Linked DNA regions of Mus musculus: all the other regions are linked to region 1. A link is a loop called in an ENCODE intact Hi-C map of the cell type or tissue named here. Cell type or tissue: heart. All regions are shown on one strand. Links, peaks and the distances in the headings refer to the core of each region. The heading gives the core; the rest is flanking DNA.

Region 1 (5,582 bases), core at 213-5,212:
TTTCAAGGCAAGGTCTTGTTATATAGCCCTGTTGTCCTTCAGTTCACAGCCTCCCCGGGGCTCCCACACTTTGGGATTACAAGCACGTCACACCATGTCCCGCTTCTCATGACTTTCCACTGCCTTGCTTTGAGACAGGGTCTCAGGTAGCTCAAATTCTCTAGGCTGCCTTGAAACTCTTCTGCCTCCAAAGTGCTGGTGACTGGAGACTACAGGTGTCCACTCCTGGACAGTTTTCTTCTTCTTTTTTCGAGACAGGGTTTCTCTGTATAACCATGGCTGTCCTGGAACTCACTCTGAAGACCAGGCTGGCCTCGAACTCAGAAATCCGCCTGCCTCCCGAGTACTGGGATTAAAGGTGTGCACCACCACGCCCGGCTTCCTGGATTATTCATGTTAATTACTGTTGTTTGTATACATGGTGTATATAAGTCGTCTCTCTCTCATCTTGGCAACACATCTGGCTTTCTGGCATGGGTTTCAGGGAGTGAATACGACTTCAGGTTTGGCATGGTAAAAGTTCAGGCCAGCATGAACTACCAGGCAAGACTATAAAAGCAGCTCCCCCAAAGCATTCAAAAGAAAAAAACACTCCTGGGCCTGGTGGGGCAGGGTGATGTGACGGATCAATGGCTGCTTAGGCCAGAGTGTGGCCGAGGCCAGCCTGGTTAACTCAATGAGAGCCTGTTTCACAGAATTAAGAAAGGTGCTACTGTAAACCCGGTCCAAAAGTCCATGGCTGGGAAGATCCTGGGGAACCTGTTGTTGGTTTGCTACACAAATATGGTGTCAAAGTGCCTTCTACATATACACCCAGAAGTTAGCTTTAAAAAGCTTCTCTTTGCAGTGGGCATCAGTTAAAGTATAAACTGATTAAAGTACGGGGACTTACGTGCTCAGCCCTAAATGAGACAGCTACACCACACCCTCACACACAAAACCCAAACTAAACAAAACCTGAACAGTGACAACCGTGTCTGTCTTACTTGGTCAGCTTCAGCCCCTGCCGCACTGACACTAGTCTTCATGGTCCTTACACACAAGCAGCTATCCTTAAAGAGTGTTTTCCATGGCTACAACTGATTTAGAGCTGGGGTGATTATAAAGGATAGAGATTTTTTTTTACTCATGCCTCTAGAGTCTGGGAAATTCAAGTCAACTGCCTCTAACCCTCTTCTCCCCTTAAACAAACTCCCCTTCCCTTCTGCCCTTTAGAAGCTGCCATTTGGTGAAAGGACTTCTTGCTGCATCACAAGGTGGAAGATAAGGATGGTGTAAGCATGCCAGAGAGAGCTTGTTTTCATAACAAAGCCACGTACTCCCTTAATACCCACTAATACCGACTGTCCATTCTTCAGAAAGAACCTTCATGGCCCTGCTCTTCCTAAAGGTACTGCACCAAATTCCTAACACATGAAACTAGGGGGACACATTCTGGACAAACTAGGGACCTTTGTTCCAGACAGGCCTAGAACACTCTCACTTAGGTATCTGCAAGGAAACTCACCTTCAAGTCTAGACTCAAACACATCCCCTCAGCGGGGCCTACCCATTCCATTCCAACTATTCCAACGCAACTCCACCTTGCCAATCGGTCCCCTTTACCACACTTACCCCACCCCCAGAGCTAATCACAGGCTGCTGTGTAATTTACCAGATGCTGTCTGCATGTGCATACACTCCACAAGACTAGACTTCTTCTTCATCCCTGTTTTATTTATCTCACGTGCACAGAAATAGTGCCTGGTAATTAAAAACTTGCAGAAGCTAGGAACGCTGTTGCAAGCCTATAATTCAAGCATCTGGGAAAGAGGCAGGAGCTCACGTGTTCAAGGACATCGTTCACTATAAAAGTAAGAAGCCAGTCACAACGAGGCCGCCTTAAAAAAGTCTTATAGACCTAAGTCTGGAGGTCACCCAGACGGCACGAGAGATACAGAGAGTTTTAGTAGGAAAGTAACCCGGCAGGAGTCCATATGAAAAAATCTCCTTGACGGCAGTTTGCATTAGAGATGACTAGGAAAGAAAGCCCGTAAGGTTCGTTTCGGGTGAGATTTCTATAAAGCTATAGACTCTATAACGAAGGCTAAGACTGGCAGAAGAGCAGTGTTTAGGATACACAGGCAAAGCTGTCCTTGACCTGCACTACGCTGGGAGTGGATCCACGTTCCTTAGCGTGTCACCGCTCTGTAAGACCCGGGCCTGGCCTCCAGTTGGTTGGGTCTACAGCTACGAAACCCTTCCCTTCTGCGGACGTCGGAAGCGGACTTCTACACAAGATCGAGTTCCCCTGGAGCCCTCCCATCCCGAACCTTCCCCAGGTCCCCCAAGGTCAAAGGAAACTGGACACTCCCACGCCGCCCAGCCCCGAGTCAGTGTGTCTGCAGCTTGCTGCACCCAAGTCCGGGGACGCACAGCCTGGGCCAGCTTAATTCCCACGGTCCCGGGGTTCGAGAGGCGTCCCTAGGCAACCCCAACTCTGCGGAACGGGAAGGGTTCGCAGACACGGCCGGAGCGCCGCAGGGCAGAAGCCAGCCGAGGGCGAAGCGCCCGGCGAGGGGCTGAGCCGGCGGGCCAGTAGGGGCGCACTCACCTGCGCAGTCCGCTGGTCCCTCCCCGGACCGCGCCGACCGCAGGCGGGAGCCACCTCCGCACCTGCCCCGCCTCTTCCGCCCCAGCCTACGCAGAGAGTGGACCCCTAGGCGCATCTGAGCACGGTGGTGGCCTCACAGCGTCCCCTGCTGGACGCGGCGCCTTGGAGGACCACGCTGTTGAGGTCGGGGTGTGGGGAAGTGAGGTGGGGGGGGGGGGGGGGGGGAGAGGGGACGTGGGAGGCCCATCCCAGGCCCGCTGAGCTTGGCAGCCAGTTCCAGAAGAATTTGGTTTGGAAGCAAAAGTTCTTTCTCTCGAATAGCCAAAGCCCTGAACTTCTTAGTGAGTTATAGATGTTGTCTCCAGAAAACTGTCTTAACATCACAGAATATAAGAGTTTACTTCTAACCCGTCCGTGTGTAGGTGTATCGCTGTAATCCCAACACTGGAGAGACCGAGGTAGGAAGAATGGGGGTTCAAGGTTTTCCTTGGGTACATGACTAGGAAGTTCGAGGCCAGGCTGAGCTACAAAGAAATAAATATAAATGGGAATAAATAAAATACCTCACATTGGGTGTGATCCTATCATTGGGGGAGTGGAGGCAGAAAGATCAAGTAAGTCACTTGACCTGTCTTTGGCTACATAACAAGCTTGAGACCAGCTTGGGTTACATGAAACCCTGTCTCAATATATCAACCCCTGACCCCCCACCCCCCAAAAAAAACTAAGTCACACCGTTTTCGTTCAGTTTTCTTGCCATGCCAGAAGTGATTGGACAGGGGTTAGAGTCTAGGAAAACACGGTTTAGTGGAACCAGTGAAAACAAACCTTGGGAGTCAGATGGAATATAGCCCAGACACTAGAGTACAGTCAGTTTCACAAAAGTTGTTTTTTTGTTTTGTTTTGTTTTGTTTGTTTGTTTTTAAAACGTAAATACTTTTACGTGTATGAGTGTCTTTGCCTGCATGTACCATGTGCCTCTATGCTGAAGGAGGCCAGAAGAGGGCATTGCATCTCCTGGGACTGGAGTTACAGATGGTTGCTAACCACCATGCAGATGCTGGGAATGGAATCTGGCTCATCTGGAAGAGCAGCCAGTGCCCTTCCCTCTGGAGCCCAGGTTTAGATATGTTTGCGTTAACGTTTGTTGGGATATATGCTGTATTAAACGAGAAGTAGCCTTCCTGATTTTCTTCTTTTTCAGACGTTTCCCTTCCAAGTCTGTGAGCTCTGTTCCCCGCCTTTTCATTGATGCTCCTTTCTCCTAAGTTGGCACAATAGTTTCTTGATTGTGTTTGTATAAGAGGAATGCACAACTACAAATTGTTTCAAATGCTGAAATGATACATCTACACGGTTGACATTGTGAGATCAGGAGGGATACACAGTTGCATTTACTTGTAGGTCAACACCTGCCATCATGTTTGACCTAGGGAACTCAGGTCTTTTAGTCTTGGCAGCGAAAGCCTTTATCCTTTGAGCCAGTTCACCACCCCTTGGGAAAAAATTTTTTAAAAAAATTAAAAAGATTGCAGGGTATGGTAGCCCATGTCTTTAGTTTTAGCATTTGTGAGGCAGAGGCAGGCAGATCTCTGTGGGTTTGAGACCAGCCAGGTCTAAAAAGCAAGTCTAGAACAGCTAGGGCTCCTTTCACAGAGAAACACTGTCTCAAAAAACAAAACAAAACAAAACAAAACAAAAAAACCAAACAACCAAACCAACCAAACAAAAAATGTTATTTCTGTGGGTGTCTGTGGGTGTGTAGGTCAGAGGACAGCTTGCCGGAGTCTGTCTACTATGTGGGGCCCAGGGATCAAAATTGCATTGCCAGGTCTGGTAGCAAGTGCGTTTACCCACTGAGCCATCTCACAGGGTGAAATCTTTTTAAGATGACATACAGAGGACCAGGAGAGATGGCTCAGTGGTTAAGAGCACTGGTTGCTCTTCCAGAGGATGTGGATTTGATTCCCAGCACACATATGGTGGCTTATACTATCTGTAGCTCCAGTTCCAGAGACCAATCCCTCTTTTGACATGTGAGAGCATCAGGCACACACACACACACAAGCAAAATTAATATTTGAATACACATTTATTTTCTTTATTAATTCTTCAGGTATTGTAGAAAAAACACTTGTTCATAATAATTAGTAATTCTGTAGAAAAGAAAAAATAGTTAATACAAAGGCCTTTATATGTGTAATTTAAAAAATATTTATTTGGGCAGGAGAGATGGTTCAGCAGTTAAGAGCACTGACTGCTCTTCCAGAGGTCCTGAGTTCAATTCCTAGCAACCACTTGGTGGCTCACAACCACCTGTAATGGGATTAATGCCCTCCTCTGGTTTGTCTGAAGAGAGTGACAGTGTACTCAGATACATAATATAAATAAATAAATCTAAAAAATATTTATTTTATGTCTATTCAAATATTATCTCATATAGCTTGACTGACCTTGAACTTGCTCTGTAGCTAAGGATACGCTTGGACTTCTTGTTTTCCTGCCTCCAGCTCTTGAGTTCTACTGTAGGCCAGTGCAATCACACTTGGCTTTTATTTAAAATATACATTAAAAAGAAAAAGCGGGAGGCAGAGGCAGGCGGATTTCTGAGTTTGAGGCCAGCCTGGTCTACAGAGTGAGTTCCAGGACAGCCAGGACTATACAGAGAAATCCTGTCTCAAAAAATCCAAAAAAAAAAAAAAAAGGCCTGGAGGTGTAGCTCAGTGGTAGAGTACTTGCACAGCGTATGTGTGCTCTGGAGTTACTGTAAAAATAAATAAATAGCAAATAAATTAAAAATAAAGCTGGACATGGTGACTCACTCATGCCTATAATTCTAGATCACTTGGGAGGTGAGGCAGTTGAGCCTCTGGGAGTTTGGGGCTAGCTTAGGCTACAGAGTGAGCCAGCCTGGACTACAAAAACCCTGTCTCTAAAAGCAAAACAGGATCAGACAGTGTGGTTCAGTTGGTAGAGTGCCTAGCATGTA
Region 2 (5,582 bases), core at 347-5,346, 61 kb before region 1:
TCCTGTCACAATTCAGGAAATTTTTCTTTTTAAAAACTGAACACGGCCATTTTACATTCTTAAAGCAACGCAGCAGAGCGGTTTAAATGGAAAACGAGCTTAGATGCTAACTGTTCCCGACTCTTCTGGGAAATCCGACAAAACTAAACTAATGAAACGCAACGTCTCCTTTTATAATTCTAACTGTCACATTAAATTGAAGGTGAGGACAAAACTGCAGCATCTGTTAACGCAGCCGAGGGAAGAGTTGTGCTGCGCATGTCACTTAATGCACAAGTGCAGAAGTCAAGTTCCCTAACGAATCCAAGTGCTTCCACTTTGTCTCCAGGGAATGTATAAATTAACCATTCCCCCTCCCTTCCTCCCTCCTCCCTATTTTAAATGTAGATAGGGCGACCCTAGCCTTTTGAATTTGAAGGGCTGCTATCTCGGGCCCATTCTTTCCATCATCCTGTTTTGAATGACACTGAGCACGTATAGATTCTCTTATAAAAGCACCCCTAGGATGCTGGGCTCCTTTCTTCAAGCTGCTAGCTAATTTTGCATAGCAATTAGTACTGACTTCTCCAAGTCTGCAACCCAAACACCTCTCCAGAACGTTCCACAGTCCCTCCAAGGTCCAACTCTGCGCCATTAGATTTCAAACCAGAAGGCGAGGAACTTGCGTAATGATTAAATTCCCAATTTGTGTGAAGACACAATAATCTCTGACTACGCGTTAATTCCAACCTTAGGCCGCGACTGGGCAGCTAGGAGCCAGCATGTACGTCCTTTTAAAATCTATTCTACGTATTCACTGACCGCGCCGGGCCGGGCCACATGGTCCTCTCTCGCAGCCAGTCAGCTGTAGGCAGCAGATGGGATCATTTGCATTTTTCTTTTTAGACATTTTTTTTCCATCGGCAAATTAAAGGATTAAAAAAATTTTTTTTTCCGTTCTCATTGTTTACCAAAACCAGGCACGCAGCTTAAAAGTTGACTTGGGCTTTTCTTTTCCCTCCACCCCCACCCCAAGTCCCCGAAAGTTGGAGAACTGCGAGGGGTTGGTTTCTTATTTCTCAACTCCGACTCTGCAGTCCGGGAAACTAGGAGACGGTCGGTCTTAACTAACTCGGCGACTGGAGTCTCCCAGTTTTCCGCGCTGAGCCCCGTGGCTCTGAGTTGGTGGCATGAGGGTCCCCAAGCGCGTGCTTCGCTCCGCAGCCTCAAGCGGCAAAACTTGGGCTCTCGGAACTCAGGCTTTACGGGAGAGGGCGGCCACCCTGCCGGGGGAGTGGCCAGGGCTCCCCCAGAGCCCGGGGTCGCTCTCCAGTATACCCCCCCAACCACGAATCCATGCAGAACTGGAGGGGGGGCGCACCCCGAAGTCTTTGTGCCCGGCGTGGCACGGGAAGGTCCGTGCGATGGTGCGGCGCCACAGCCGAGCGCCCCAAAAGCGGGGGGCGCGGGCGGAAAAGACACGGCGCGTTGCCTCCCACCCCCACCCCCCGGGGTTAGAGAAAAAGTAGAGAAAGAGGCGCCGGGGCCACGCTCCAGCCCGGAGAGCACGTAGCCGAGAATGCCGCGGGGCGCTTTCCCGTGGGTGAGAGCCGCCCTGGTCCGCCGGCAGCCGGCGCGGGCCCACGTGGAGCCGCGCTGTGCAGGCCGAGCGCACCCGCCCCGCAGCGCGCCCCAGCTCCCCGCCGCGGTCGCTCACGCCCGAGCGCCGCCGCCGCCGCCGCCGCTGGTCCCGCGTGTGCCCCGCTGAGGGGGAGGGGCGGCGCGGTGGGGGCGGAGGGCTTGAGGTTCCACTGCAGCGGGGGCTCCTGTGTCCTTGTGCGGAAATGACACACGGAGTCCCGTCACGTCACGCGAGAGCGCAGCGCACGGACACACACAAAGAGAGGGGAAAATACACGGCGCCCGCCCGCCCGCCGCCCCCAGCCAGTCGGCGGGGCCGCCCCGGCCAGGCCCTGCGCGCTCGGCCCCCACTGCGGCCCGCGCGCCCGCCCCCCGCACGTGGCGCCCGAACTCGGCGCGGGTCCCGCTCCGCAAAGTAACAACTCTCGTCCCAGGTGAGTGTGGGCCCCGGTCGGGGCCGCCTGCGAGCGGCTCGCCGCCTCCGCGCGGGCTGGAAGGGGGAGCGGGCGCCCACGGGCTCGTCGCGCCCCATTGTGCCGCGCGCCCCTTTGTGCCCGCTCGGAACGCCGCGACTCCATGGCGTTCCGGGAGCACGCGCGCCGCGGCCAGGGAGGAGGAGGAGGGAGGGGAGGACGCACGGTGGAACGGTCCGCGCCGCCGCCGCCAGGCCGGCCCCACTCGCGCCGCGCGCCGGCTCTCCACCCCCGGCGGGCCGGCGATGGAGCGGCCGAGGGCCGCCGGGGAGCAACTGCGCGGCGCCGGAGCGCTCGCGTTCGACCGGCCTGTGGCGGCGATGGAGGGGTGTCAGAGGGAGCAGAAGGGCGGGGAGCCAGAGGCCGGAGAGCCGCCGCTCGGAGGGACGCTGCCCCGGGGAGGCAGCGGAGGGAGCGAGGCTGCCGGCGGCTGGGAGCGGGGTGCGGCGAGCCCCGCCGCCAGGGGGCGCGGCACCCTCCCGGGCCGTTCCACGGCGCTCCGTGGTTCCCGCTGCCCGGCTGGAGGCGGGTCCAGCGCGGCGCTCTGGGTGTGCACCCCAGCGAGCGCGAGGCCTTCCTGGCGGGCGGTGGAGCCGGGCCGGGGCGCTCGCCGCCCCTCGTGACTTGTGCCCGCCACGATCGACGTAATTTCCCACGCAGACTTGGCTCGGGCTGTGAGGCGCGGAGTTGTGAAGGCCTTGTGGGCTGGGACTCAACTCATCTGAGTTCTTTTTTTCTTTTTTTTTTAAGTTTGTCCTAAAGTAGAAGTTTGATCGCTCAGGTGGCCCGCTTGGGAGTATTTTGGAGGTGGAGGCCAACCAGAGATGCTCAGAATTAATGTTCACTGTTTGGAAGTCAGAGAACTTCCTTTTAGAAGTAACTTTTGAATGTTTTCCTACAAGTAACACGTCACTGAGTAGAGGGGAGGGTGCCAGAAATCTATAAAGACCCAGAAAACCCAGGCGAGTGGGGAACGTGTGGAAATGTCCCAGATAGAGGTTTTAGGTTTGTCTCTGTTTCGGTTCCATGCCTGCAGTTTTTCTCTTTTTGCGACTTTCCACTTTTAATTCATAGGTGTTTGGGTTTTGTTTTTAAGCTTCATTTTCGGTGTATGTGTTTTGACTGCATATATATGCGCCATATCCATGCCTGGTCTCCTAAGAGGTCAGAGGAGGGCATCGGATTTACAGATAGATGGTTGGGAGCAGCCACGTGGGTGATGGGAACACAACCCACGACCTCTGCAAGAGCCACAAGTGCTCTTAAACGCTGAGCCATCTCTCCAGCCCCTCGTTTTAGAGTTTCATGTGTAAACCTTACAGGACTTCAGCTTCCTCGAATACTGGGATTTAGCCAGGATTTTTTTGTTTTTTTGTTTTCCTTTTTTGAGACAGTCTCCTGTGGTCCCTGCTGGCCTCAGACTTTTTTGTTATATAGGCCTGCGTGATCCTGAACGCCTGTCAAGTTACAGGAGTTACATACTTGGGATTACAAGTATGTGCACTGCACCTAATTTTTGTGGTACTTGATCGAAATTACGACTTTAGTTACGGTAGGCAAACATTTTACCAACTAAGTTACATCCCCAGCCCTAAGAATTATTTTTGCATTTTTAAAAATCTAAACTTTTATATATATTCTCATGTGAGACCAAGACACACCAAGAACCACTTTGGGCTTTACTAGAGATGCCTTGTTTGTTTGTTTGTTTGTTTTAAGTCTACATTTCACTGTAGCTTTGAATGGCCTGGAGCCTGAGATTTAACAAGGCTGGCCTTGGAGATCCAGCTGCCTAAACCGACCAAATGCTAGGATTAAAGATCTGTCCCACCACACCTGGCATTTTGTTGTTGTTGTTTGGTCTTGATACCGAGTCCCTAAATTCTGTCCCGTCCTTGAATTGCTATGTAAACCAGGCTGGCCTCAAACTTAGAGATCTGACTGATCCTGCCTGTAGGGGGTGGAGGTGGGATGGGGGTGGGGGAAGGTATTAAAGGTGTCCACACCACCTGGCTTTTGTTGTTTTCTCAGACTGGGTCTCACTATGTATCCCATACTGGGATGGTCTTTTGGTTTCTCTGTAGACCAGGCTGCCCTAGAACTCAGGGATCCACCTACCTGCCATCTCCATCTCCGCTTTCTCCTATCAGTGTTGGAACCAAAAGAATGAACCACCATGACCATGTCAGAGATGCTGTTTTAGTGAAGTTAAACAGTAAAGTTAGCGTTCTTTCTCCACACACACAAGAAGTAAGACCAGTTAGCCACGAAGACAGAATACAGACTAGCCAGCATTCCAACCGTCTGTTAGAGATTGATAGGTTATCTGGGGACCCTTGGGGGCACCAAAGGTGGGGGCAGAATATTTAGGAACAGGAAAATTGGACTCAGCCCTGACAGAGGTTTGATTGGGTGAGGATTAAGCTCCTGTAGGAGACCCATCTACAGAACTGCCTAGAAATGCATTAGCACCTGTAATAATAATTTATACAAGAGACTAGGGAATGGCGTGTGTGTGTGTGTGTGTGTGTGTGTGTGTGTGTGTTAATTTTTATAAGTGAGACTATGCTTGCTATTCTAACCATTCTGTACCCACTATTGACATCTCTGTTTTAGAATTAGTTTTTGGAGTAGTAGAACTTTAGGACTCCTTGGTGTTTAGAGGGATATAGTCATGCTATCTTTTCTAGCCCTTGGCCAACCTGGAACTTGCTGTGCAAAACCAAGCTGGCATTCCTCTTGTCCCTACTTCCTTAGGGCAGGGATTATGGAAATGTGCTATCACGCCTATTTGGGTGGTGGTGGTTGTCCTCTGAGACAGGGTTGCAGGTGTTTAAACTGGCCTTGCACTCACTATATTGCCAAACCCAACCTTGAATCATCTTCCACACATGCACCCTGGTGTTGCATATGGAGCTCCGAGAACTGCTTACAGGAGTGAGTTCTGGAGAGTAAGCACCGGCCATTGCGCTTGGCGGCAAGCCCCTTCATCTTAGCCATCTCTCCTAGATAAATCACACACATACACACACACACACACACAGACACACACACACACACAAAAGCATTCACTGACAAAAATGGGTGGTTTTGGTCTTGTGAGCATCACTGTGCATTCTGCCCTTTCCTTTCAGAGCTGACAGGACCTTCCTTCCCTTTTGTGACTGAGGCTCCAATATAGCATTGCTTTGATTGTCACTTGTGAGTTCTGGACCTAGGTGCACACAAGTCAAGTCAAGGGCTCTGCATTTTAGCCCTCAATGTATCTCAAATGTGTAAAACAGGGCACTGTTTCTTCAGGAGTGGTTCGTGCCTGTGCCTGGCATGTTAGTCAGAATTTTGTCTGAAAAGCAGACTTATATATATTTAGAGCTAAGGTTTGCTCAACAACTGCTTTATTACAGCTCTCTGACTTGTTTCTTTTTTATTTATTTGGGGGGTGGGTTGAGACAGGTTCTTGTCATGTGGTGCATCTCCAACAGACAGTTC
Region 3 (5,582 bases), core at 309-5,308, 320 kb before region 1:
TTATTTGCTTGGTATGGTTATGACATGGCAACTTAATATGTAGTTACATCATTTGCTTCTGTGAATTTTCAAATTCTAGGAATTAGATTTTTCTTCTGTATTTAAAATTATTTAGAATACATAACATGTATACATGATTTGAAAACCAAATCTACATAGCCAAGGATTATAGAATAGTTACCAGTCTCCTTGCTGATCTCTGTTCCTTCCTGTTCAGAATACATGCCAAAATACATTCACAGTCTTATCTATTTCACAAAAAAATGTGTTATACTACTCTGTACTTTGCATTTTTAATTTGATGTATATCCTGAAAGATACAGGGGTGATCCTCTTTCGTCCAGTTGTGCTCGAGTGCCCACTTTGAGGTCTGGATTATTTTCTATTAAAATCAATACAGCAATGAACAACCTTTTGCTTTAGTTACTTTGCCTTTTGGAATAGGTTCCTAGAGTTGATATTTCTGGGTCATAATGCAAATGTGTATACAATACTGTGATTATCTAACTGCTGTGTGCTACTTTGCATTCTTAGTGGTATTAGATGTCCTTACTCCTCACAGCCTGTCACTTGAAATTCAGACATCTCTTTAGCTATAAAGATTGAAGGATATATATATATATATATATATATATATATATATATATAAATCAGGAGGACTAAAGAACAAATATCATTTTAATTTTCCAAAACTGATTACCACTAGATACAATGCAACCTTTTAACTGTTAAGTATAAAGGAAAGTGCTGGTTATTTAAAGTAAATGGGAGCAGAAGTCCCATGAATAATCAAAAACGTGGCTAACAGACCAAGACCAGAGAATAATGCACTTGGCTTTTGTGAAGAAATTAAAGTACATACTGTGAATTTTCATTAAAGCAAATGTGTGAAAAGTTACTCTTAAGGTACCATGATCTTGAAGAAGCAGCCTCAGATGCTCGATATATTACACTCAGTCTCTCTCTTTCTCTGGATTTTTCTGACTTCCTTCTCCTTGGACAACCCAGCTTAGGTCTTAGAACTCTTTAGAATGATAAAATATTTCACCTTTTACATTTATTTTTACATAGTAGTATACTTGGATTTTATTGCTAGGAATCTTACATAGGAACTCCCTTATGGGGAGACTGTTTTTAAATATAATTCACCTTTAATTAATATGCTGTTTTATCTATGGAGCCCTCACTCTGGAGCCCTGGCTAGCCTAGAACTGGCTATGTAGACCAGGCTGCTCTTGAACCTAGAGATCCTTCTGCCTCTGCCTCCTGAGTGCTTGTAAGCACCACCATTCCTGGCTCAAAAACAGAATCTTTAAATCACAGGAGACTTGGCACTCAAAGGGAGTTTGCCGCTAAACCTTCTGTGGCTAAAAGCATCTTGTGTGAACAATTTCTCTTTGTTTTTCTAGTTCATTTACATAATGTGAGCTTAAAAAATACCAACTATGAATTTTGAAAGCTCACATGAATTTTAAAAACCATTCCTGAGTGTAAAATGTAGGTAACAAGTCGTTTATTATTTTTATATTACTGATCTTAATGTTACTTTTTTCTTCCCAAGGGATTGAATTTAAGGTTTTGTAATTTTTAATTTTTTTATGATTAACAAGGACTTCAACACTTGTTTTGTCTAATTAGAAAGGGCAAGATGCTAGACGTGCTTGAATAGGTGGCACCCGAAGAGCAGAGTGGCCCTCTGGCCCTCGTCTGTAATCCCAGGACTTGAGAGGTGGATGGGGTCAAGAAGTTACAGGTCAGTTTGCTACACAGTAAGAAGTCTCAGGCCACTGTGGCCTAGGGGAAAAAAAAAACGTTCCATCCAACACTGAAAGCGTCGTCACACTGACAATTTTACTTTAGCAATGAGAAAGAATTTTTGGTAACATATTACTTAATGTTGTGGTTAAGAGTATGTATTCAAATAACCAAATTGTTAGGTCGGGTATGTGGTTCCGAAGTAGAGCACTAGCCTAGCATTACTGCATGAGGCCTGGCCTCTATCCCTAGTACCCAAAGGAGAGGAGAAAAAAAGATACCAGATCCTCTAGGTTCACATTTTGCTTAATGTGACCATAACAACTTACAATTTGGCTGTGCCTCATTCCGTTCCCCCCCATCCCCCCTAAAATCCGGGGAATAGTATTATCTTTAAAACTCAACAAAAGATTAAGTGAGCTAATATGTGAAATGCACTCATGCCAGTGAATTTTCAGTCCCGGAGCAAGCGACGTTTCATTCCATTCTCACAGCATCCTTATTTTCTGGATTTTTCACAGAAATCCTGGCACTTCGGCCAGGAAGCTGAGGGAAGCAGGGCTCAGCCTCACCGATCCACTTGCGTTCCAGCTCTGGGGGGGCCGCGGAGGAGACGTCGTCGCCCAGCTAGCGGGGCCGCCCTCCCGGGTCCGCGGCCCCCACCAAGGGCCTAAGGCGCCCAGGAGCAAAAGGCTTCCGGACGAGCCTGCGCCACGGGCCTACGATCTCGCCGCGGACCCACGATACAGACATTTATTTACATAAGCTTCACTCTGCGTTGGGCCGGGAGAAACGCTGCAGAGACCCCGAGAGCGCCTAGATCCAGGGCTAGCGGGGTGCCAAAGGGCGGACACCGACGTCCTGGGGCACAGGCTCCCTTCCATCTCTCGCCTTCCGGTCATCACTGAGGGTCCGCCCCTTAGTGGGGAGGTCCCAGCTGTGCCGTAAAGTAAAGAGCACTCTTTGCCGCTCATCAGCCCGCCCCTATCTTTACGGCAGGCCGCATTTCATGCCTCCAACATGGCGCCCCCCATGTAGGCACTGGCTGTGGTTACCAGCGCAGGTATCCAGTGCAGTTCTGAGCAGCCGCTGGGGTTACGCCAGTCTGCGCTGCAGAAGCAGCAAACGTTATTCCTGGTTACGGCTCCAGAAAGCCATACTTCTCTGAGGGTTTGGAATCGCCGTCTCCTGTTAGATTCTGAAAGTTTCTCCTCAGCCCTTGTTTGCTTCCCGTGTCATTTCTGGCCACCTTCCTCAGGTCCCCGACCCTCTCAGACTCAAAACTATGAGCCTCCGGCAGCTGCTGTTGCGCTTGTCCGGTTACCTCGGGGCTTCAGGTCCCCCCAGTCGCCACTGGTGGTACTTCAGATCCCTCGACAGCATCTCCTCGGCGGGCTCCTGGCGCGGGCGCTCCTCCAGGTCACCGGCCCATTGGAACCAGGTGGTGTCCGAGGCGGAGAAGATCGTGGGCTACCCCGCATCCTTCATGAGCCTGCGCTGCCTGCTGAGCGACGAGCTCAGCAATATCGCCATGCAGGTGCGGAAGCTGGTGGGGACGGGACACCCTCTGCTTACCACTGCCAGGTGAGCGACCCATGGTAACTCTGGGTCTGGCCAGTTCCTTGATTCTAACTTTCTTTTGAACTTTTAAGGTATTCTTTGGTGTCCCTTTAACATTCTTCTACTTGGCCCAGGATAAATGGTTTTCGTAAAAGAAAAACTTGAACGTGTTTTACAGTTTCTCTTCACTTTTAGAGATGCAGATGCTTCATGGCTTGTCAAGGTATCAGAGATGTATACTTATTTAGTCACAGTCAAGAAGTGGTATTTTAAAAATGGAATAGAGCCGGGCAATGGTGGTGCATGCCTTTAATCCCAGAGCTTGGGAGGCAAAGGCAGTGCGATCTCTGAGTTCAAGGCCAGCCTGGTCTACAGAGCAAGTTAAGCTGTTTACCTACAGAAAGATTAAGACAAGAGAGACAGGCAGAATAGACAGCTCCGGGCAGTGGTGGCGCACGCCTTTAATCCCAGCACTTGGGAGGCAGAGGCAGGCGGATTTCTGAGTTCGAGGACAGCCAGGGCTACACAGAGAAACCCTGTTTCAAAAAACAAACAAACAAAAAAACCCCCAAATATCCAGGTATTGGACTATCTAGATTGAAGTCAGTTTCCTCTGACGCTTTTACCACTTAATGCCAGACTAGTGTTAAACTTGTCACTAGGGTTTAAAAAAAAATTTATCACTTAAAAAACAACTCATACCTCATGTTTCGTAGTTTATTTCAAGCACACAGAAAAGTTATGAGAATAAAACTAGTACAAAGAGGATTAGGGGAGATGTCTTTGCCAAAGTACTTGTTGAACAAGTCCTACAACCTGGTTTGGATCGCCAGCAACAAAAGTGGAGGTTTTTCATACCAGTACTGAGGATGTGAAAACTGGAGATCTCTGCAGTGTGATGGACATTTCGTCTAGCTAAACCAGCAAATTCAGTGCTAAACAAGAAACTCCTTCTCAAACTCAAAAGTGAAAAAGCAAACAAGAGCTGGACAAAAAGATGGCAGGTGGGCTTATGAATGTTCAAAACCACTAGCCATAGGAGAATTGCAGATTTACATTACTATGAGATCTGTCACAAAGTTAAGAGGAATGAAATACAGATTTACAGAAGGACATCCTGGTGAAGAAACAGAAAAACTAAATTTGGCATGTATGTAAATCAGTATGGCCAATCTGGAAAATGGAAATTTCTTATAAGATTAAATTAAATAAGATTAAATTATACATCTTACCATCATACTCATAAACATTTATCCTAAAGAAATAATTAAAAAAAAAACACCTTGTCTATATCAGAATCTATACAGGGGTGTTTATAGTGTTGAAAGTTGGCTGTAAATTTGCCAAAGTCTTGACAGCAAAATGTTGATAATTAAGAGAATGATACTCAGCGTGGGTATTTGGGATAGCCCCAACCTGACCAACTCAAACGTCATTTATTGGTCAATGGTTGATCAAACTGTGATATATCCATAACCATAAAGCTCTATTTGGTGGAGCTGAAGAGATGTCTCAGTCATTAAATTGCCTACTGTGCAAGCTTGAGGGCCTGAGTTTAGATTCCAAGTACTGACAAAAAAGCTGGTTGCCAAGAAAGTGTGTGCAAGTGGGTTTTGTAGCCCAAGTATTAGGGTGCAATGTGGAAACAGGCTGTGCCTTTGAGCCCATTGGCCAGCCAGCCTACATAATTAATGAGTTCAATGAGAGACCTTGTCTCAAAATATAAGATGGAGCAAGATAAAGAAAATACTCTTGCCTCACATGTATACACACTTGTTAAAACCTGCATGTGTTCTCTCAAATACAAATGCAATTTGATTTTTTTTTTAAAAAAATTGATATCACTGTGTACACCTGAATGAGTCCTAAAGGGGTTATGCAAAGTGAAGAGTTTTTATCCTCCCCAAAATTAGGAGTTAACATGTGACTCGGCCATTCTTCCTCTAAGTATATTTCTAAAAGACTTGAAAACAGAGTCTCAGATAGTTATATATTTATGTTTCTAGTATTGTTTCCAATAGGCAGAAGGTAGAAGCTGATCATGTGTTCATTGGTGGGTAAATCTATTAATGAAATGTAGTATATGCATACATTGGAATGTATGTATTCAAATAACCAAATTGTTAGGTTGGGTATGTGGTTCCGAAGTAGAGCAAGGTGCATAGATCAGTTAAGGATGAATTTCTGCTCCTTGTTTGAGCAGGTGAAAGGCACCTGTCTTTTTTATGAGTCAGCTTGATTAATAACCAAATTGTAATAAATCTTCA
Region 4 (5,582 bases), core at 263-5,262, 1.5 Mb after region 1:
GCCTTGGGGTAGTCCCACACCTGAAGGAGAGGCCGTGACCCTGGTCAGCCTGTTCAGTGAGTTTTTACAGTTTCCAGGGGCAGAATAGAGCATCAGCCACTAGGCACTATATGATGGGCAGAACAGTCTTTTAAACTGATTGGTCCTTAGGGAATGAGGTAGCAAATGCTTCCCTTATCTGCAGGGGGCCAACTGTGGTTTTTCTGAGCAATGTAAGGAGCCCCTCCCTAACCTCTCTCTTCCAGGGAGGGGTGGAATTTCCCCAAGGTGCTGAGCTGATATACAAAGATCTTCAGATATACAAAGAACGCATGTGAATTTGTTGCAAGGCTTGTTGGAGTGTTGTAAGTGGTGGGATGGATTTTAGTACCCTCCCTACCCTCCATCATCCCTCATGGGGTAAAACATGTTAAAGTACAGGCTTTTCTGTGTCTGACCTTGCTTTGAAAGACACAGACACCTTTAGACCTTCAGGCACTAAGCTGGACAGATTCTGGGCTATTCTACCCTGACTACAGTCAGGTTACAACTCTGGCCTACTCCCCAGCCATGTGGCCCATTCCTGCCATCGTGCTTGGCATCTCTTTCATTGTTCCGATGGCATCTCCCTGGGTCCCACCTGAGACCCCCCTTTCTGGAAGTCCCACCTTTTCCTCTCCTGCCCAGCTATCTGTGTCCAATCAGAAGATGGTGGAAGACAATGTTTTTTTTTGTTGTTGTTGTTGTTTTTTTCTGTTTTTTTTTTTTTTTTTTTTTTTGATTTTCGAGACAGGGTTTCTCTGTATAGCCCTGGCTGTCCTGGACCTCACTTTGTACACCAGGCTGGCCTTGAACTCAGAAATCCGCCTGCCTCTGCCTCCAGAGTGCTGGGATTAAAGGCGTGTGCCACCACGCCTGGCGAGGACAAAGTTTTACCAAACACTGAGTCAGGAGAGGCTTCACAATAATGACAGGTTTACGGCAGTAACTAAATCTCTGGGTACAGAAATCAGCATTTGAATGCACAATGCACAAAAATATCCCTCAACAATGTGTGGGTGGGAGGAATACTTTCATAAGCAACTTGAGGTGGTGCTGAGCAGCAAATCACTAGCCTGCCTCTTAGGGACAAAGTTCAATCAGTGCTATAAAAAAGATGCTGCTGAAGGCTGTCTTGGAGGTGCTCCCCATGCCCCTACCCACCCCCTCAGTAACAGAGACACTCTGGTCTTTATTCTGGAGATAACACTTCCATTTCTAAAACAGTTCAAATGCTTCATTGATAACAGGGAGGTGGACTTTAGGACCAACTGAAGTAAGGGAGCCTTGGTTCTGTCTTAGTGTTGGGTGACTTAGGCGCTTTAAGGTGGCTGAGATTTTTCTGTATCTGTTAAATAGAGTTTGTTACGGGATTAAAGGGACAGCACAGATCTAGAACCTGGAAAACATGAAGGGTATACAACCAGGGAGTGCAGGTTTTCAGCTGTCGAGGTCCAAGGAGCTGGACACGTGGTTGACCCTAAGGAGAGAAAGTGAATGGTATCAGAGGCTCCATTCCTCCCTGAGTATTGTCATGGCTTGTGAGTTCCACACACCCACTGGGGGAGAAGGAATAATGGAAGAGTTGCCGCTAGCAGATCTGCTTTGGGCATGTCTGCGGGGCATTTTCTTGATTGCTATTTGATATAGGAAGGCCTAGCCCTCTAGGAAGTACCATCCATGAGCAGGTAGACTTGGGCTGTAGAACAAATGAGTTATGTTGACCTGTAAGCAAAAACAAATCCTTTCCTCCCTGTGTTTGTTTTCTTAGTCAGAGTTTTTTTTTTTTTTTTTAATCACAGCAACAGGGACAATGATAATAATGATAATAATAATAATGAGCTGCTGCTACACTTGTCAGTCTTTCTAGCATAAGTAGTCAAACTCAAGTTTCTCTTGCTAAAAAGGATGCCCTTGTAAACTACAAACAAACTGCATCTCTATGTGCCTTCTGAGGGGGAAGACGTCGGACAGGTAGAAATGAAATGTTAGCCTTCAGGGACTGAATCCTGGCTCTCTTTTCTTCTCCACCCCTACTATTTGTGAAACTGAGCAAAACAAAGTTCCAGTTTATCTCAACTGTAAAACTGGGACAATAACAGTTTTCAAATCAACATTTAAGGAGGCATCAACGCTTATCTGGGGATTCTCTGAGTCAAGTGTCCTTGGGATTATCTTTATGACGCACTGCACACAGAGATGGCAGGAGCTAGACCTCCTGGCAGCCCCTGGCGACTGGGTTCAGTAGTGCTAGCCTGCAACATGAGCCTTAATAGTTAGAAACCAACAGTGAGAATTCTCTTATAATGCAGACTTTTACTGATGGCCCTATCTTTCCCATGGCAAGTAGGAAGGCAAGGACACATTATACACATTGAAAATTGGGGCTACAATGCCTCTTCTGGGTGGTCTACAAAGGAGGCCCATGGATAGAGAAGTGTAGTCAGTCAGTCTTCATGATGGGTTTGAGATCAGGCAGGAGGTATCTTGTCTCTTTACAACTCAGGAACAGTGTTGCTCAAAATACAAAACCCGAAGCAGAAGGGAGGAGCCATAGGGTCAGACAAGGACCCTAGGTTACCATAAGTTCTCTCACCTCGCTCCCCATCAGTCAGTAAATCTCCAACAAGGGATCATCCATTGTCTTGGCAACACCTCTGAAGAACCTCTTCAGCCTGGAGGCCGAGCAGTCCGTGTCCATCAAGGGTTAAGGGAGGAAGCTGTACTTCCTTCACGATCACCTTGAAGCATTTCTTCTTCCATATACAGAGTGGCTGGTGGCAGGCAGGCGGACGGGCGGGTTGGGGAAAGCCGGCCTAGGTCAGGGAAGAGGCAAAGTTTTCCTTCCTGGGCGCGAAGGAGGGGAGGCGGCGTAGCGCGGGGCTGCGGGAGGCCGGTCGCCGAGCGGCGTGGCGCGGCGTCGCCAGCGTGCTCCTCCGTGCGCCCGGGCGCGGCTGGTGCTCCTGCAGAGGGAGCTGTGCGCCCGTTCCGGCGCCCGCGCGGCGACTCCGCTCCCTCTTGTCGCCGCTTGGGCCCGCCCGCCGGGGAGGGGCTCCCGGCCTTGCCGACAGCGTCTTCCTGCTTGGCGCACTGCCCCACCGTGAGTCCGCCCGTGCACGCCGGCTGTCCGCTCGCCCGCTCGCACGCCGCCCTCCGCCGCAGTCCGCGCCCAGCCTCGCCCGCACTTCCCCCCTTCAGCCCGCGCCCGGATCCGGCCATGCTGTCCTTCCAGTACCCCGACGTGTACCGCGACGAGACCTCCGTGAGTACCCCGCTCTCACCGCGCCCCCCGACCCGCGCCTCCCGCAGCTCGGTTCCCGCAGCCCCCGCTCGCCCCGCGCCGCTCCCCGGCCTTTGTTTGCGGAGCCGCCCGGGTCGCGGGGCTCCTCCCAGCCTGAACCTAGCGGGCGGCCTCGGCCCACGTGTCCACGCCCGTGGTCAACGCCGCTCGGCCCCAAGGACAGACCCCCCGGGCAGGCATGGGCATCTGGGGCCAGTGGGCAGCCAGAACGTACCCCTGTGCTTCTAAGAGGAGAAGCAGTCTGGCTTAAATATGGTGGTAGCACCAAGTGTATGCTGGTGTGTGTGCGTGGGAAAAATGATGTAAGATTTGAAAACAAAAGCAAACTTTGAGAACTTGGAATTTGCAAGTCCTTAGAGTTGAAGCTCATTCATTGCGCTTTAAGGCTGTGCTGTCCCGAATCGGGTGCCTGACGTTGGCTGCTGGGATGCAAATAAGGGAGGCAGTGTTGGGGAAGGAGCAGTGGGCCCACAGTGTGCTGGGGCCAGTCAGGTTCGCTTAAGAAAGGAAGTTAAGACGGGGTGGCCTTTTGCAAGGAAAGTTTTCCCCGCTGGGAGTTAACTGTTTACCTAAGCTGCAGGTGAACTGCAGGTAACTTGAGACCCAGGTAGTGAAATTCAGAAGTGTGTGTGTGTGTGTGTGTGTGTGTGTGTGTGTGTGTAAAAAGTAGTTTGGGACTTAAGTGGATTGAATCCAAACATTAGGACCCCAATTCCTGTAGTCACAACCTGGTTTCTCAGGTTACTTAAAATAGAATCAAAGTAAAAATATTTTTGTATAATACCATTCTATTTTTTTTCCTGTTTACTTTGATCTGGTTCATGACAGAAAATGTACTCTGAACTCAGCACATCACACATGGAGGTAAAGTCTCAGTGTTAAAGACCTTCTCCTTTTCAAGTGAACGTCCAAGTATCTGTGCTGCATTAATGGGTGACCCCTGGGAACCATGTTCTCAGTTGGTTTAACTGCTTGCTCATTGAATTCATCTTCAAGGGGACTGGTTAACTCCCAGACAACCTGAATGCTGTTGTTGGTGGCCCTCACTACCTGGGTGACATTGGGCAAGTCTTACCTGTTGTGAGTTCATGTGTGAGGCCCCCTTTTATACATGGACTATTAAGGCTGACAGGCCTTGACTTGTCATCTAGATGGCCGAGCTCTGCCGTGGGCCAGGTACAAAGATGTGAAACTGTTCCGACTCTGAGTCTTGAGTGTCTTTTCGGTTTTCAGGTTAGCATATGTACATGTATATATGTTACCAATAATATGTATTATACCTGTGTGTGTGTGTGTGTGTGTGTGTGTGTGTATAACTACCATTTTGTGGCTTTGATAAATATAGTCTTAGGATTTTCTTTTCTTTTTTGGACCCGGTAGTTGAGTGAAGGTAGTGTTGGCTCTTGCTTAATTTTTCCTTACTCCAATCTGCACCAGTCTTGTAGTTTATCAGTACTTAACAGTTCCTGAAAGGGTTAAATAGGGATTTTATGAAGTTTTCTAAAAGTTCACACACATCTGTGAAAGGAGTGTTTAAAATTTAGTATGCCCTGTTCCTTCTCACTGAAGGTCTCCTGATACCCCTAAGCCTGTAGTCTTGGTGAAGGAGGACCAGTCAGGTCTAGCCTCTGGTTTTACTGAGTACTGATGTTGACTTGATAACCTACCTTGGTGGCATTTTCCTACAGCGGGAGTTCTTCTACCAGAAGGCTTGACTTCATATTGGCTTGATTGTAGCTTTTGGATGGTTGGCCCCCTGTAGTATATGCTGGAGATTTCTGTAGTTCTGTCTCTCGGCGACCATCTTTCAGCCATGTTTATATGCGTCCCCTGAATATGGTATTTAAGCATGAAGCTCTTGTGTCTTCATGAGCAGAAAATGTCATGTACTGCCATCGCCTATTCCATGTCATAGTTATGTATCTAACAGGTCAGGGAATTTAGGCCTCCTACAGGACACTCAAGCCCTCATAAAGAGGTGCTGAGTGAGAGGAGAACACAGAAAAGGATGGGCTAATTTCTGTCAGGAGGAGGAAATAATTTTCTAATTGAGCTTGGAGTTGTCTGGCTAAGGGAGAATGGACGTTCCCGACTCTTGAGGTGAAAATAAAGCCATGGTTGTGCAAGTCCGAATAGCTATAAAATTGAATTGGCTTGTGGGATGCAGGAAAACCCTCATGACCATGCCATCCACAGAAGGTCAAGCTGGGAGACAGCTGGGAAGAGACACAGCTCCTGGCTTGTGGGGTCCTGGCTGCTGCGG

Evidence for each region. Hi-C counts contacts between places; a loop is a spot of excess contacts. Peaks named below come from ENCODE experiments on the same cell type or tissue, not always from the same donor. Only the 100,000 strongest peaks of a DNase experiment are listed, where the experiment ranks them.
Region 2: it touches region 1 in a loop (9-fold over the local background); 18 of 42 quality-filtered maps call a loop at or near these places.
Region 3: a loop joins it to region 1, with 6 times the contacts of the local background. A loop is called at or near these places in 2 of 42 quality-filtered maps.
Region 4: it touches region 1 in a loop (5-fold over the local background); 3 of 42 quality-filtered maps call a loop at or near these places.

The regions. Positions count from the first base shown.
Region 1 is chr10:43,538,347-43,543,928 of GRCm38, forward strand. It overlaps Mtres1 (mitochondrial transcription rescue factor 1), which reads right to left and starts at 2,672. Exons shown (of 4, transcript NM_026411.2): 1 at 2,594-2,672. In heart, for the core only: CTCF peaks have their summits at 2,610 and 2,829; DNase peaks (open chromatin) are centred at 1,565 and 2,675; H3K4me3 peaks cover 2,109 bases; H3K27ac peaks cover 1,714 bases.
Region 2 is chr10:43,477,319-43,482,900 of GRCm38, forward strand. It overlaps Bend3 (BEN domain containing 3), which reads left to right and starts at 1,822. Exons shown (of 4, transcript NM_199028.2): 1 at 1,822-2,054. In heart, for the core only: a CTCF peak has its summit at 2,548 (motif pointing right); DNase peaks (open chromatin) are centred at 823, 1,263, 1,843, 2,593 and 1 weaker place; H3K4me3 peaks cover 3,338 bases; H3K27ac peaks cover 3,193 bases.
Region 3 is chr10:43,218,722-43,224,303 of GRCm38, forward strand. Pdss2 (prenyl (solanesyl) diphosphate synthase, subunit 2) reads left to right here and starts at 2,765. Exons shown (of 8, transcript NM_027772.2): 1 at 2,765-3,339. The coding sequence starts at 3,041. In heart, for the core only: a CTCF peak has its summit at 2,774; DNase peaks (open chromatin) are centred at 2,690 and 3,020; H3K4me3 peaks cover 2,564 bases; H3K27ac peaks cover 2,077 bases.
Region 4 is chr10:45,064,096-45,069,677 of GRCm38, forward strand. It overlaps Prep (prolyl endopeptidase), which reads left to right and starts at 3,121. Exons shown (of 15, transcript NM_011156.3): 1 at 3,121-3,280. The coding sequence starts at 3,236. It also overlaps 2310075K07Rik. In heart, for the core only: CTCF peaks have their summits at 2,240 and 2,983 (motif pointing right); a DNase peak (open chromatin) is centred at 3,006; H3K4me3 peaks cover 2,436 bases; H3K27ac peaks cover 1,855 bases.